Regions from separate parts of the Mus musculus genome. Here region 1 is linked to region 2. A link is a contact called in ENCODE Hi-C or POLR2A ChIA-PET data. All regions are on one chromosome and are shown on one strand. Each heading gives the region's core, a stretch centred on a gene start or an enhancer-like site at or near the end of the contact. The rest is flanking DNA. Distances are from core to core; before and after follow the strand shown.

Evidence for each region. A loop is a pair of places that touch in the nucleus more often than their neighbours do. ChIA-PET counts read pairs that join two places held with the same protein, here RNA polymerase II (POLR2A).
Region 1: a loop to region 2 is called in a map of left cerebral cortex, with 9 times the contacts of the local background. The contact joins the promoter of Bcdin3d here to the promoter of Nckap5los in region 2. A Hi-C loop is called at or near these places in 32 of 37 maps with a recorded cell type or tissue (CH12.LX, CH12F3, Patski and 11 more). POLR2A ChIA-PET finds 5 or more read pairs at or near these places in 5 of 5 experiments (Patski and embryonic stem cell).

What each region holds. Positions count from the first base shown.
Region 1 is chr15:99,473,291-99,480,257 of GRCm38, forward strand. Bcdin3d (BCDIN3 domain containing) reads right to left here and starts at 1,440. Exons shown (of 2, transcript NM_029236.2): 1 at 1,166-1,440. The coding sequence starts at 1,402.
Region 2 is chr15:99,429,232-99,435,675 of GRCm38, forward strand. It overlaps Nckap5los (a long non-coding RNA gene), which reads left to right and starts at 3,581. Exons shown (of 5, transcript XR_003951477.1): 1 at 3,581-3,623; 2 at 3,766-5,486; 3 at 5,938-6,100. Nckap5l (NCK-associated protein 5-like) reads right to left here. Exons shown (of 13, transcript NM_001001884.1): 3 at 4,809-4,958; 4 at 4,339-4,407; 5 at 4,214-4,252; 6 at 3,474-3,593; 7 at 123-236. The coding sequence starts at 4,919.

The DNA of each region.
Region 1 (6,967 bases), core at 190-2,689, 42 kb after region 2:
GCATGGTCTCCATATTGAGGGCAGAGAGAACTTGTGTAAAACAAAAATGAGTGGATAAATGCGTAAATAAATAAATGTTCAAAAGTAAACTTGAGAACAACTGCCTTAGTCAATTGCAACCGTGTCCTTTCTACTGTGGCTCTGTATATACTGTTTACAATTTTAAAATCTTTTTTTTAAAAATGTTTTTCTTTTCTGTTTTTCTGCTGGTTTCCTATACCACGGTGACACGTTTACAGGGACACACACCCAGCTGGTTACTGTAGTCTATAACCAAAAGCTCTCCTCAACTGAGACCCTCAAAGGTCTTCACCACCCACCAATGTCTCTTTTTTGTCGTTTTTGGAAACATGGTCTTAGTAGCCTAGGCTAGCTTCAGACTTGTGGGAATGCTTGTCTTCTGAGAGCTAGAATTACACGTGGGCAAAAGGTCTATCCCTGGACTCTGGTGATGGAATGTGGAGCGAATGGCGGAGGGTCCTAACCATTTGTAATGTTGGATAAAACTGCCCGCTTCACTGGGACATCCACTAACTAGCTACAAATAGGCGAGACTGTTATTTCCTTATTTTTGCTGCGGTTTGACTCTAATCATTACATGTCTGAAAACACTCTGCGGTGGGAAAGGTGGTTAAGGCTTCCTCCTCTGGCCGGATGATCTATTTTCTTTCTTGATCCCTCTCTACTGTTCACCGTTGTACTCTGTTAGCACAAGTAAATAAGGATCTGGCTCCAGGTCTGTCTTGCACTGTATATCTACAGCCTTAAGTTTCAGCCGTGATTACGTCACCCTGGCTCTTATCTTTTAGGAATCAGGATTCCCAGATTTTTTGGGGGGGGGAAGGGAAGGGGATCCCCGTTCCCCAGCCAAGAAGACCAGCAAAGCAAGAGAGGAGGCAAACGCCGGAAGTCCAGATCAGACGGTCCTCCTCCCCAGCGGTCTGGCGGGAATTTTTGGAATGAGTTGTGGATTGCTCAAAATTCCTCACTCGGCCGTGGGGCCCCAAAGGGAGGGCTGGGACGTGCACGTGTCTGTCAAGGCTATACTTTAAAAGCCCACTCTGGGCTTTGAGTTTTGATGCCACGCCCAGGCCAGCACCACGGAGGACGCGGAGGCTGACCATCGCTGGGCTCCCGGCGCTCCGATCCCTGCCGCGTCACTCACCCCGGAGTTACACCCCACGTCGAGCCCTAGGATCGGCCTCTTCTCGGGACCCTCGGGAGGGAAGAGCTGCCGAAGAAGCTCCGGGGGCAGAAGGCGGAGCCTTTGCTCGGGAGGGTGGAAGCGGGAATAATGAGGGAAATTTCCGAACGGGGCGGCCCCGGGTTCCAGAGCCCCCGGATGCTCTTCCTCCACAGCCTCTCCAACGCCCCCTCTTGACAATGTCCCGTCTGCGGCCATCACGCTCTGTCCCTCGGTTGGGGCGGAACCGGAAGTCTGGAGCCCGCGGAGGGAGGGGGCGAGCGCAGCGCCAGCGCGCATGCGCCTAGGGTAGAGGTCTGAAAGAAGGTGAGTTTAGGTAGGTGAGAAGACCCCAGTGCCTAGTCGGGGCTTTCGGTATCCTATTGGAGGCCGTGATCGTCCCCTCTTACTTAACGGACTTGCCCAACTTGAGTTGAACCTTGGGCCACTGACCAAAGCAAGGAGTTTGTGGGGGTCTTGAAAGTGAAGTTGGTCCAAGTTTCTTTCTTTTCAGATACACAAAGTGAGCTGTAAGGAAGGGGGATTCCTTGTCTGGGGAGTATGTGTGTGTGTGGGGCCTGTGACGGGGTCACACAACAATGCACTGACACAGGAACTTGAGCCTGGTTTAGAAAACGTAGCTGGAAGCTCTAGAACACTTAAGGTGCCACAAGGGGACCGACAGACATAGTAACTATAGACTTCATTCCAGAGGATGGAGTTGCTACATTGATACTTTTCAGCTGTGAACCTCCTATATTTATCATAAATCCTGGCGCACGGTTGTTCAGTAAATACTTGTTGAATGAAAACTGTACAAGATGCAAGTGACTAAGCCGTATCTGTTTGGGGGAAGAAAGAAAATGGGAGAACAGAGTTAAATTGAAAGAGATGTGTTGAGATAAACTTAAGACCAAAAGTGGGCCGAACTCTGTAAAAATGGTTCAATCAGGAAATGCTTGCTGGGTAAGCTCGTGGACCTGAGTTCGGATCCCAAACACCCACATAAAAAGCAGGGTGTAATGGTGTATGCCTGTAATCCCAGACTAGCAGATCTCTGAAGTTTGCCGGCTAGCCAGCCTAGCTGCGTTGGTGTGTGCTCCAGGCCCACTGAGAGATTCTGTCTCAAAAGATAAGGTGGGAAATGATCGAAGAAGATGCCTGCCATCCGCCTCTGGACTCTACACACGTGTACACACGCTAGGAAATAGTAATACTTTAAAAGCTTTTTAAATGTGGTCTGGGGTGGGGAAAGCTGGTGAGGAGAGAGACTGAGGAGTCAGCCTCCCTTAGTCTCTGTTCTATTGCTGTGGAGAGACAGGTAACCATGGCAACTCATTAAAAAAATAATTGGAGGCTTGCTACAGTTTCAGAGGTTTAGTCCATTATCATCATGGTGGGAAGCAGTAGCTGAGAGCTAGACCCTGATCCATAGGCAAAAAGAGAGTCCAGGCTTAGCCTGGGCTTCTGAAACCTCAAAACCCACCTCAGGTGACAAACTTCCTCCTACAAGGCCACACCTCCTAATCCTTTCAAAGAGTCCCACCCTCTGGTGACTATTCAGACATATGAGCCTATGGGGGCCATTTTTATTCAAACCACCACATGGCCTAAGCAGTAAGTTCGGTTTAGAGGTAAGGAGAGCCCAGCCTGTTAGAATCAACCCATGGCACTGTGTTCTGACCAGCCCATTTTATGGAGACCTCCCAGCTTACTAAGCCAAAAATTTGCTAAACTTTATAAGAGACTGAAGCATCTATACAAGGACCGACAGGGTTCCAACAGGTCTCTAGGGACACCACCCCCCCCCCCCACCTCCACAAATGTGTTTTGGCTTAACTTTTTGACAAGATCGTGCAGTAGTCCTGGTTGTTCTTGGACTTCCTATGTAGCAGAGAATGGCTTTGAACTCTTGATCTTCCTGCCTCCACCTCCCACATGATAGGATTATAATAGGTAATATAGGTCATGTCCAACTGAAAAGAAAGGTCCTATTTTTTTCTTCCCAAGTTTTACTTTTATATTTTGATCTCTGCTTGATTTGTTTCAATTTTTTTCTTTTCTTTTTCATTCTTCTTCCCCACCCCATTCAAGACAGGGTCTCTCTGTGTAGCCCAGGCTGTCCCGGAACTTGCTCTGTAACAGGGTTTCTCTGTGTAGCCCTGGCTGTCCCGGAACTTGCTCTGTAACAGGGTCTCTCTGTGTAGCCCTGGCTGTCCCGGAACTTGCTCTGTAACAGGGTTTCTCTGTGTAGCCCTGGCTGTCCTGGAACTTGCTCTGTAGACCAGGCTGGCCTCAAGCTCACAGAGCTCTGCCTGCTTCTGCCTCCTGCGTTCTGGGGTTAAAGGTGTGCGCCACCACCCAGCTTTGCTTGTTTCCCTGCACTCGTTCTGAACCAAGGGCAGAATTCCCCACATGGGTCAGACAAAATCTGTACCCTCTTCTATCTTTAAACAATTAAACCAAACTTAAGTAAAAGGGTTGGGGATATAGCTTAGGGGTGAGCATAGCTCACCAATTATTAGACCCTGGGTGTTCAGCGCACACATGCGGATACACACACACACACACACACACACACACAGTGCTATTATAATTATATGTGCTATACTGTCAATAGGATAAACTTGCTTTCATTGACGTCAGTATGCAAGGGAACTCTCTGTTAATAACTTTACGTGGCTGGCGATTGGAAAATGTTTCTTCAGACCAGATTCTGGCTTTGTGTATGCTAAAACCTTGACTCTTCTTCACTCCCACAGACTTCCAGTCCTAGGTGCTGTTGGACACGTTTAATGCTCTAATCTGACCTAGATGTGTACATACAGGCCACAGCCCCAGGTGATTCACATGATGGGTGGATACGAATACACAGGAAAGTGTTTCTACACACGTGCACTGAGTAGTGACTGCGCCTGTGACTAGATGCTGTGTTAACAGCCCTGTGGAGGGCATTTCCAATCCGGCTGACCTTCATTGGATGCTGGGAACACCCATGGCCACTACTGTGCCATCCAACTCTGGGAGACACTTGAGCGAGGGGTAAGAGCTGCCGTAACCAGCTACCACAAAACAGCGCTTTCTGAAATCTTATAAAACCCAGTGGGTTTTGGAGCATCGCTGGACTCCTGGAAGGTTCTCAGATGATACAAACTTCGAAGCTTGAGCTTCACTAGCCACACAGGAATCCTGTTTTGCCCTTCACGGGACACACACTGAGCACCGTTTAGATGAAGCAGCACCTCTCACTCTCTTGGTGGGAGTGTGAGGGATCACCACCATAAAGGAAAACTGTGTAGAGGTTGCTCAAAATGTTAGGAATGGGGCCAATGAGAGGGTTCAGCAAGTATTGAGGTGCTTGCCTCTGAGCCCAGTCAACTCAGTTTGAGCCCCAGGACCAACATGGTGTGGGAGGAGAGATCTAACTGCACAGGTTGTCTCTGACTTGCACACACAGGCTGTGACACACACATGCACACATGCACATACGTTTTCAAAAAAAGGTAATTTTTTAAATAGTTTAAAAATAGAATTCTCAGTCTGATGTGGTGGTCTACACTTTTTAATCCCAACACTAGGGAGTCAGAGGCAGGAGGAAATCTGTGAGTTTGAGGTCAGCCTGGTCTTCAGACTGAGTTCCAGTGCAGCCAGGACTACATAGTGAGATCCTGTCTTAAAATAAATAATAATATAATTCTCATCCAGGTGAGGTGCTTCATAAATCCCAGCATGGTGGTCACTGTGAGTGTGAGGCCAGTGTGGGCAAGATAGCAGGACTCTGTCACAAACAGGAAGTAGAACCACCGTGTTGCATATGTATATCTACATATCTACATATCTACATATAGATATATGGGAATCAGAATGTTAAAGAGACATCGTGTGTGGGAGGGGAGGGTGTTGGTGGTGGTAGTGGTGGTGGCGCACGCCTTTAATCCCAGCATTTGGGAGGCAGAGGCAGGCAGATTTCTGAGTTCGAGGCCAGCCTGATCTGCAAAGTGAGTTCCAGGACAGCCAGGGCTACACAGAGAAACCCTGTCTCGAAAAAAAAAAAAAAAAAAAAGACATCTGCACTCTCATATTTACTGCAGCAGTGTTTTTATATATGCATATATATTAAAATATATAAATAGCAAAATATATATAGCAAAATTTATATGGTGAAATATACATAGTAAAATATATATAGTGAAACACACACACATATAAAATGCCATATACACACACACACACACACACACATATATATATATATATGTATATATATATATATATATATACACACACATACATATACACATACATATATATATGGTGGTGTTCAACTTATGGAATCAACAAGCACCCCTAATTTGATTCCATATATTTAGGTGTCCATCAGTGAGTGAACAAAGAAAGTGTGGCTTATGTCCATATGGGATTATTATTCGGTCTGAGAAGGATCATGTAATGTCATTTGTTCCAGCCCTGATTACACTGAAGGATAAAGAGTTGATCACAGAAGCAGAGAGCAGACTAGTAGCCAACAAAAGCCAGAAATTGTACCAGGGAGGAGGGGGTGGGGAAGAGCTGGCTAACGAGTACACAGCTGCAGTCGGATGTTCTCATGTTCTTTGGAAGTAGGATGCCTGTGACTAGCAGCACTTGGTCGTGCATTTCTAAGCTCCGAGAACATTTGGAATATTTTCAACACAGAGCAGCATCATACACATATAGTGAGATAGGGTTGTACCTCACACGTGTGTGTAAACATTATGGGTTGTTGTGGTTTGGGTGATCAAAGGTCCCCTAAAGACGTTTGTGTTGAGGGGTAGGAAGTAAGCAAGTCGGCACCCTACCCAGCTGACCAAGAGGGCATCTGTTTACGACATTTAAGACATCCCAAGTGAAAACCAAGCAACACAATCTATGCTGCAGAATCTCCCTGGGCTTGGGGGGAATCTGTGGCAACAGCCACTTTGGTATGTAGGGAATAGATGTATCTTAAACATAGAAGGATTATTTCTGTCTTAGTCACTGTTCTATTGTTGTGAACTGACACCATGACCAAAGCAACCTACAGAGGAGATCATTGACTTGGCACTGGCTTATAGTTTCAGAGGATTACTCCATGATCTTCATGGTGGGGAGTGTGGTAGCAGGCTGTAGCCATGGTGCTGGAGAAGTAGCTGAGGGCATCACATCCTGATTCACAGGCATTAGGCAGAGAGACAGACAGACAAACAGACAGGAGAGACAGAGAGAGGCAGACACACACACACACAGACAGACAGAGAGATAGACAGAGAGAGACAGAGATAGAGACAGACAGACAAATAGGAGAGACAGAGAGAGAGATACACACAGACAGAGGAGAAATAAAGAGACAGAGAGACAGACAGACAGAGAGGAGAGACAGAAAGAGAAAGAGAGAGACCCGGCCTTGTGTGGAACTTTTAAACCTCACAGCCCACCCCCAGCAACACACCTCTTCCAACAAGGCCACAACACACTCCCTAATCCTTCCCAAACAGTACATCAACTAGGACCAGGCATTCAAGCATTCTGAGTCTAGGGGTTACATTTTCAAATCCTCTCAATACATGGCGCTTGAGCAACTAGATGTCAAGAGACACAAAGAGGAGGAAGAACGTGAAGGAGGGGGCTCAGTGGTTAAGAGCAATGACTGCTCTTCCGAAGGTCCTGAGTTCAAATCCCAGCAACCACATGGTGGCTCACAACCATCTATAATGAGATCTGATGCCCTCTTCTGGTGTGTCTGAAGACAGCTACAGTGTACTTACA
Region 2 (6,444 bases), core at 2,331-4,830:
GCTCACACTTCCGTCCTGGATAGGAGCCTGCAGGAGAAGCAGCCTGTTCCTGAGACTCGTTAAGAACCCGCGGTGGAGCCTCTAGCCAGTAAGACACAAACCCAGTGTCTACTCCTCCTTACCTCTCTTTGCCCAGCACAGAGTCCTGAAGGCAGTGAGGTGGCTGGTCCCTCAGAGACATTTGGGGCTGGGGAGGTTGGTCGTTCTGATGGCGGCTGGAGTGGTGTGAGTGGGATCTGCAGAGAGAATGCAGTGTTATTCACCCCTCTCGGAGCCAGGCAGCCCCACTGTGCCCCTCCAGGGATGGCCCCTGGCCTACGGTACGGCTCTTATCATTGTCCTTCTGCTGATAAGGCAAGCTAAACACAGGGGACAGTCTGAAGACAGTACAGGTCTGGGTGACATGAAAGCAGACTAGAGCAAAGGGATTGGGTTGGGGGACATGTGCAGGGCACAGCAGACAGCGGCAGGTCTAACCCAGTGCGCCTAGCTCGGCACCAGAACTACTCTGCTTTCTCGCTTAAAAAAGAACACTACCATGAAGGCCCCTTCCTATTCTGACCACCTAGGATCTAAGAAAACAAAGTCATGCCAAGTGGTGGTGGCACTTGGAAGGCAGAGGCTGGGGGATCCCTGTGACTTTGAGGCCAGCCTGGACTATAGTACAGCACACGTTCCAGGATAGCCAGGGCCACATGGAGAAAAACCTGTCTCAAAAAAAAAAAAAACAAAACCCAAACGCATCCCCAAAAGCTAGGCACGGAGGCCTGCACAGTTCACTTCAGCCTGCAGCTAGCAAGGGGCCAGCAACAGGCTCTCTTCCTTTCCCGTGTCTCTCGTGCACACATGAAAGGCAGCGAGCTATCACTCTGTGTTCCCCGGTCTCATGGGAGGTATCTACTCTCTAGATTGTACAAGGAGCATGTAGCCCAGGCTACCTACTTTGGAGCAGACTCTCTTGGTCCTTGAGAGTTCTTCTTGCATGTTGAATGGGGATGAATCAGCTTTAACCCTTCACTCACCTCGTTGCTGCCCCCCTCCCCCCCATTCCCAGCCTTAAAATCCCTGTAGCATCTAGGCCTTGCCCTTGGCCATCTGCAGCCCAGAGCTGCACTCCTGGCCTGACAGTGCTTGGTATTCCAATCCCCTTGACCCCATTCAGTGGCTTTTAGTCTTGCACAAGGAAGCTAAGGTGACCTTTTCCTAAAGTGCTTCTGTGCTGTGAGGCCTCTTCCCCTGGCCACCGTAGATCCTCTCCCCCCACTGTAGATCCTCTCCCCCCACCGTAGATCCTCTCCCCCCACGGGCTGTGGATCCCTCAAGCAGCTCCTGCCCCTCCTCCTCCTCACTTCCTGTCTCGCATCCTTCATCTACCCAAGCTGAAAGTGTGCCACCCTCTGGGTGCTCCTTCCATGGGGACTTCCTTCTCCGCAGCCATCTACAGACTCTTTGTCAGACTCCTTTCCACCCGGCACACAGGTCCAATGTCATTTCCTTGCAGGAACTTCCTTAAGTCTGTGTGAACATTGTGCATGCGTGTGCATACGTGCATGCATGCACACACACATTCACACTCTTGAACACTGCTCCTCAGGAGTCACCTGCCTTGTTTCTTAGAAGCAGGGCTCAACACGGGGACCTGGGGCTCACAGAGTGGGCTCAGCTGGCTGGCCAGTGAACCACAGGGACCTCCCTGCCTCCACCTCAGAGCCTGGATCGTAAGCACAGAGTATCATGTCCAGCTTTTGACATGGGGTGCTGGGGAACTACGCACAAGCCCTAACGTTTGCATGACAAGTCCCTTACCACTGAGCAAGCCGACCCCCAGGCCTCCCAGTCCTCCAAGGGCTAGCTGCCCCTATCCTGTACCCTTGGACAAGCAGAGCTGCCACACTTGACTCTAGCATGGCTGTCCATGGGCTGCCTCTAAGCAGTCTCAGCCGTCCAGAAACACACCCTGCACAGGATGTAACACCCACAGGGCCTTGAGATCGGTTCCTCAGGCCTTGGCAAAGGCATGGCTTCCAAGGGAAGCTTAATTAGTGTCTGCGCAATGGGGCTTTCAACCCAGCGAAGCTCACCCTGGGAGTCACGTTAATACTACTAAACCGCTGCCATTCGCCGACTGTCAGCGAGCAGAGCACCATATATTACCTCATTTAATCCTCGCAAGGATGTGTAATGCCAGTGTTTTTGTGCCATTTGTAAGGGAAAAACCTAACATTTATATAGTTTGATACTTTGCCCAAGGCCACACTTAGCTAAAAAGCAGTTCAGTTAGAAACCCAACCCCAGTTTACTTGAGGCCAACATTTAACGCTTGTAATTTTCCATTGCATCATGGGAACTTGGGTGAGAGATTGACTGGACCGACCCTCGGTGATCCCACAGTCCATTCAGGTTTTTGAAAAAGTGACTGTGGGTGGTTCACTGGGTGGGGGAAGGCTGGTGACAGCTAGGCCTCAGGGGTCCCTGCAGAGGCACAACAGCTGCAGGGGCAACTGCGGACTATCCATTGCTGCCCGAGATTCAGTTCACGGGGAATCAGATACCAGGCTGGATCATTTGGACAAACACACATGTTCAGACAGACATGGCTCAGCTCCACGCTGATAAAGCTGCTTTCATTGTCAAAATGGGGGCAGGGGCTGGCTGCCCTCAGAGGCAACCTGCTATTCTCCTTGACTTCCAGACCACTCTTATCTCTGTATCTTCTTCCATCCTTGAGGCTCCTGACAGAGTGACATCCATGACAACTGATCCCAGGACTCATACCCCGAGCCAGCGCCCCACCCCCACCCCCACACTGTTCCCAGGGCAGGCAGGGTCCAGCCTGCCAATAGAAACCAGTGCCTGTGAAGTTCAAACCCAGTATGTGCAGCCACCCATATCCAGTGAACGGGGTGAAGTGCCGTTCTTGTCCTCTCTGTGACACGCAGCTCTGGGCTCCTTATGCTTAGCCCTGCCCTGGCCCTGGCCAGGAAGAAGCCACGTCAGTGGCCACAGGGGCCTCTAGGGAACTGGAAATAACTGCATTTGCAGCCTCCACCCGACCGACTCCCCACACAGGGCAGGGTGAATCTCAACTTTCTCTTATATGAAGGGGTACACTAGGAGTGAGGGCCATGCTTCTCATCTTAGTACTTGGGTAGCTGAGGCAGGAGGACTGCCTGAGTGTAAGTCCAGCCAGGGATGCAGAGTGAGACCCTGTCCTCCCCCTCCTCCTCCTTCAACAACAACAACTGAAGATACTGTCTGCCTGAGTAGGGAGACCCTGGGAATGGCGTTGACAGATGAGTCTATAGGGACTCGGGAAGTTTTCTTTCAGCTAAAATGCAAGTCTGTTAGTCCAAGTATACCTTCACCGCAAGGTCACAGGCCCTGTGTTAAGGACAGCGGACACCCTGCTCCTATGAGGTGAACAGAAGAGCAAGCTGATGCTGACGGGGCCCACAGGAAAATGATCTGCCCACCTGAGGGAGGGAGTTGGCCGTGAGCTGTAGTTTCTGCTGCAGTAGTGCACTCAACACCTGATTCTGCCGCTCCAGGTCAAACACCCTCTTCTTCAGTTTGATACACTCTTCCCGCAGGTCCTGTCCACCCAGGAAGGACAGGAAGCAAAGGTGAGGAGGCAGGAGAGGGACAGCGACTTCCCGCCCCCGCCAGCTGTGCTCACACCTACAGCCTCTGGGGATGAGCTCTCAAGGTTTGCTACCCTAATGAACTACGGTAAAGGCCAGTCTGTCATTTCCACCATTTCTGCAGCTGGCTTCCTCCCTCCTAGAAGCCATGTCAAAAGGGAGGGGCATCTAAGGCGTGGGAGAACCCTGACGTCTAAGTGGCCCGCATCACAGCGATCTGAAGAAAACACTTCAAGGCCATAGAGGCTCATGACGTTGGTAGTGTTTTGAAGGCGATAGAGAAATCAGCTGGGCTCCAGGTAAGAGAAGGCATTCTAGTCCAAATCAAAGTTCCCATGGTTCAGAGACCTGGCCTTAACAACTCACTCTGCTTCCTGGTAGAGAATAACGGGCCAATCAGAGGTAGTGGCATGGGCCAAGTGGGCCAATAGGGAGCTCCTCCTAGGCTACTCCGTGGTGGTAGAGACTTAGTTGAGCAGGTCTCTGGAGTCCCAGGGCTGTACCTCCTGTGTATACCCTGGGTCTATCCTGCAGCAGTTAGGTGGGTGTGAGACAGTCCTGAATCCACTCACCTTCTGGTTCAGTAGAGCCTGTACCACGTGGTTGGCAACCTGGGGACACAAAGTCCGGGAGCTGAGCTGGCGTTTTGCCCACCCACCCCTGTCCCCAGCCCTGTCCTTCGGCAAACCCCACAGACCTCATCCAGACAGCGTTCGTAAGTCTCCCGCTGGTTCTCATTGGCCTGCGCAAGCGCCGAGTTCTCTGCCTGTAGGGTGAGGTGGAAAGGGGAATCATTGAGGCTCATTTGTACCCTGGGAGCGAGGGTGGCAGAGTGGACAGGCTTTGCCCTGTCCATCAAACTCCTGGACCAGGGTTATCTGACCGTTTTACCTAGTAGCCTCTATGGATATCACTGTCCTTGGAACCAGTAGGGTCGTAAAGGTGGGGTGGGGGTGGGGAAGAGACACTCGTGGCATAGGACAGCTACGTACTCTTCACTGTCGCCCGAGCTGGAGAGTGAAGAGGAACCGGGGCTTCCCAGGGGAGCTTTAATAAAGAACCAACCGTCCAGCCCTCTCCTGCCTGGCAAGCCTTCTCCACACTGAGCTCAGCGGTGGGCAGCCCTGACTCCCCATGCCCCGCCCTGCCCTGCCTGCCACCGCGTACCTCCAGCTCCCGAAGTCGGTGCAGAAGCTCCTGGCAGGTGCTGAGCTCCATGCTGTCGTCCTCACCAGCCGATGCCCTCAGCTTTCCGGTGCCTCCGGCCGGCTGGTCCATGACCTTGGGAGTCAGGCTCTGGGAATGAGGCCTGGCAGGCTACTCCCAGGCAGACCAGGAACAGGCAAGGAGAGAAGGCAGGAGGAGGGTGACAAAACTCTCTAGTGACCTCTGCTATACTGGTGATAATGCAACAGCTCAAGGTTAGGCTGGGTGACTCTTGTTTATTCTTCCCATCCTGAGGCCGAGACTGTGCCTATAGGAACCCCAGCGCTCACACACACCCTGCATGGGGGCCTAGAGCCCGAATTTTTTACTGGTCAACCAGCTGCCCTGTGACTCAACGTCCCTGTTTAGAAAGTAACACCAACTTCAACTAATGTCACTCACTGTTGACACGTAAAACTTAAGTCTGCCAAGGGATATTTGTTTATTTATTTATACAAGACAGGGTTCCACTGTGTAACAAGTCCTGGCTGTCCTGGACTCACTCTGTAGACCAGTCTGGCCTTGAATTCACAGAGATCCCTCTACCTCCGTCTCCTGAGGACTGAAAGTGTGCAGCAACCACGCCAGGCACCAAGGGTATTTGAAAAGTAAAGATGGGCTCAACCTACGGCTCAGCAGGTAAGAGGGCTGCCTGCTCTTCCCGAGGATCCAGGTTCAATTCCCAGCACCCACACCACAGATATGCTTTGTCTCCTCTTGGACATACCATGAAGCATCCTTTGTGCCTCCCACACTCCCTCTTCTGGCTCCAAATGATCCAGGCACTCTGAGAGGGCTTAAAACACTGCCGCCGAGGTCCCAGTGGGCCAGGGGGCTTTGCACACTCTCTGCTGGTGCCTCTTGATGCCACCTGCCTCACAGCACGGCCAGGTCTTTCTATTGTTCCACAGGCTCTCGAGCTCTATTTGTGCTTGGTGTGCTGTTCTCAGCAGTTCTATAATGGTCCCCTCCACCCACCCCCTACCCCCCAACCCCCCGACCAAGGCTATCAGCTTCTCAGCACAGGGCACAGGGCACAGTACTCACTTCCCTGACCAAACTCACTCTTCCTGTGTAATCTGCCATGCAGGACACACACTGAAGACCAGAGACTATTCTACCCTGAACACACAGGAGCACAGCAGGGCTCTGACTGGCACTGCGCTGTGCCTTTCCTATCAACGAGGCTCCTGCCGTTGCTGTTGGCTTGAAATGACAAGTCTTCATCTTTCATCTGAGACCCTTTGTGTTACGTATGTCTCAGCTTGAATCTGAAATGTCCCCCACGAGCTCATCTTCCACCCCCACCCTGCCCTTTCTCCCATTGCTCTGGCCTGCTTGCTCTGGGCCCTGCTTGATTCACCCCCACTCCCACCCGCTCACTCCAGGCCCCCTCAGGCTCATCTTGAGCCCATGTTCCCTGAGCAGCAGTCTTTAGGACCTTCGGAGGATATAGCTCGGTCTCTAAGCTCCCGGCTGGCCGCTTCCTGACCAGTAGTTGCTAACAGTTTTTACCTCAGACTTTTGCCACTACAGATGAAGCCACTTTAACACTGTCTTCCTTGCCAAGAGCAAAAAAAAAAAAAAAAAAAAAAAA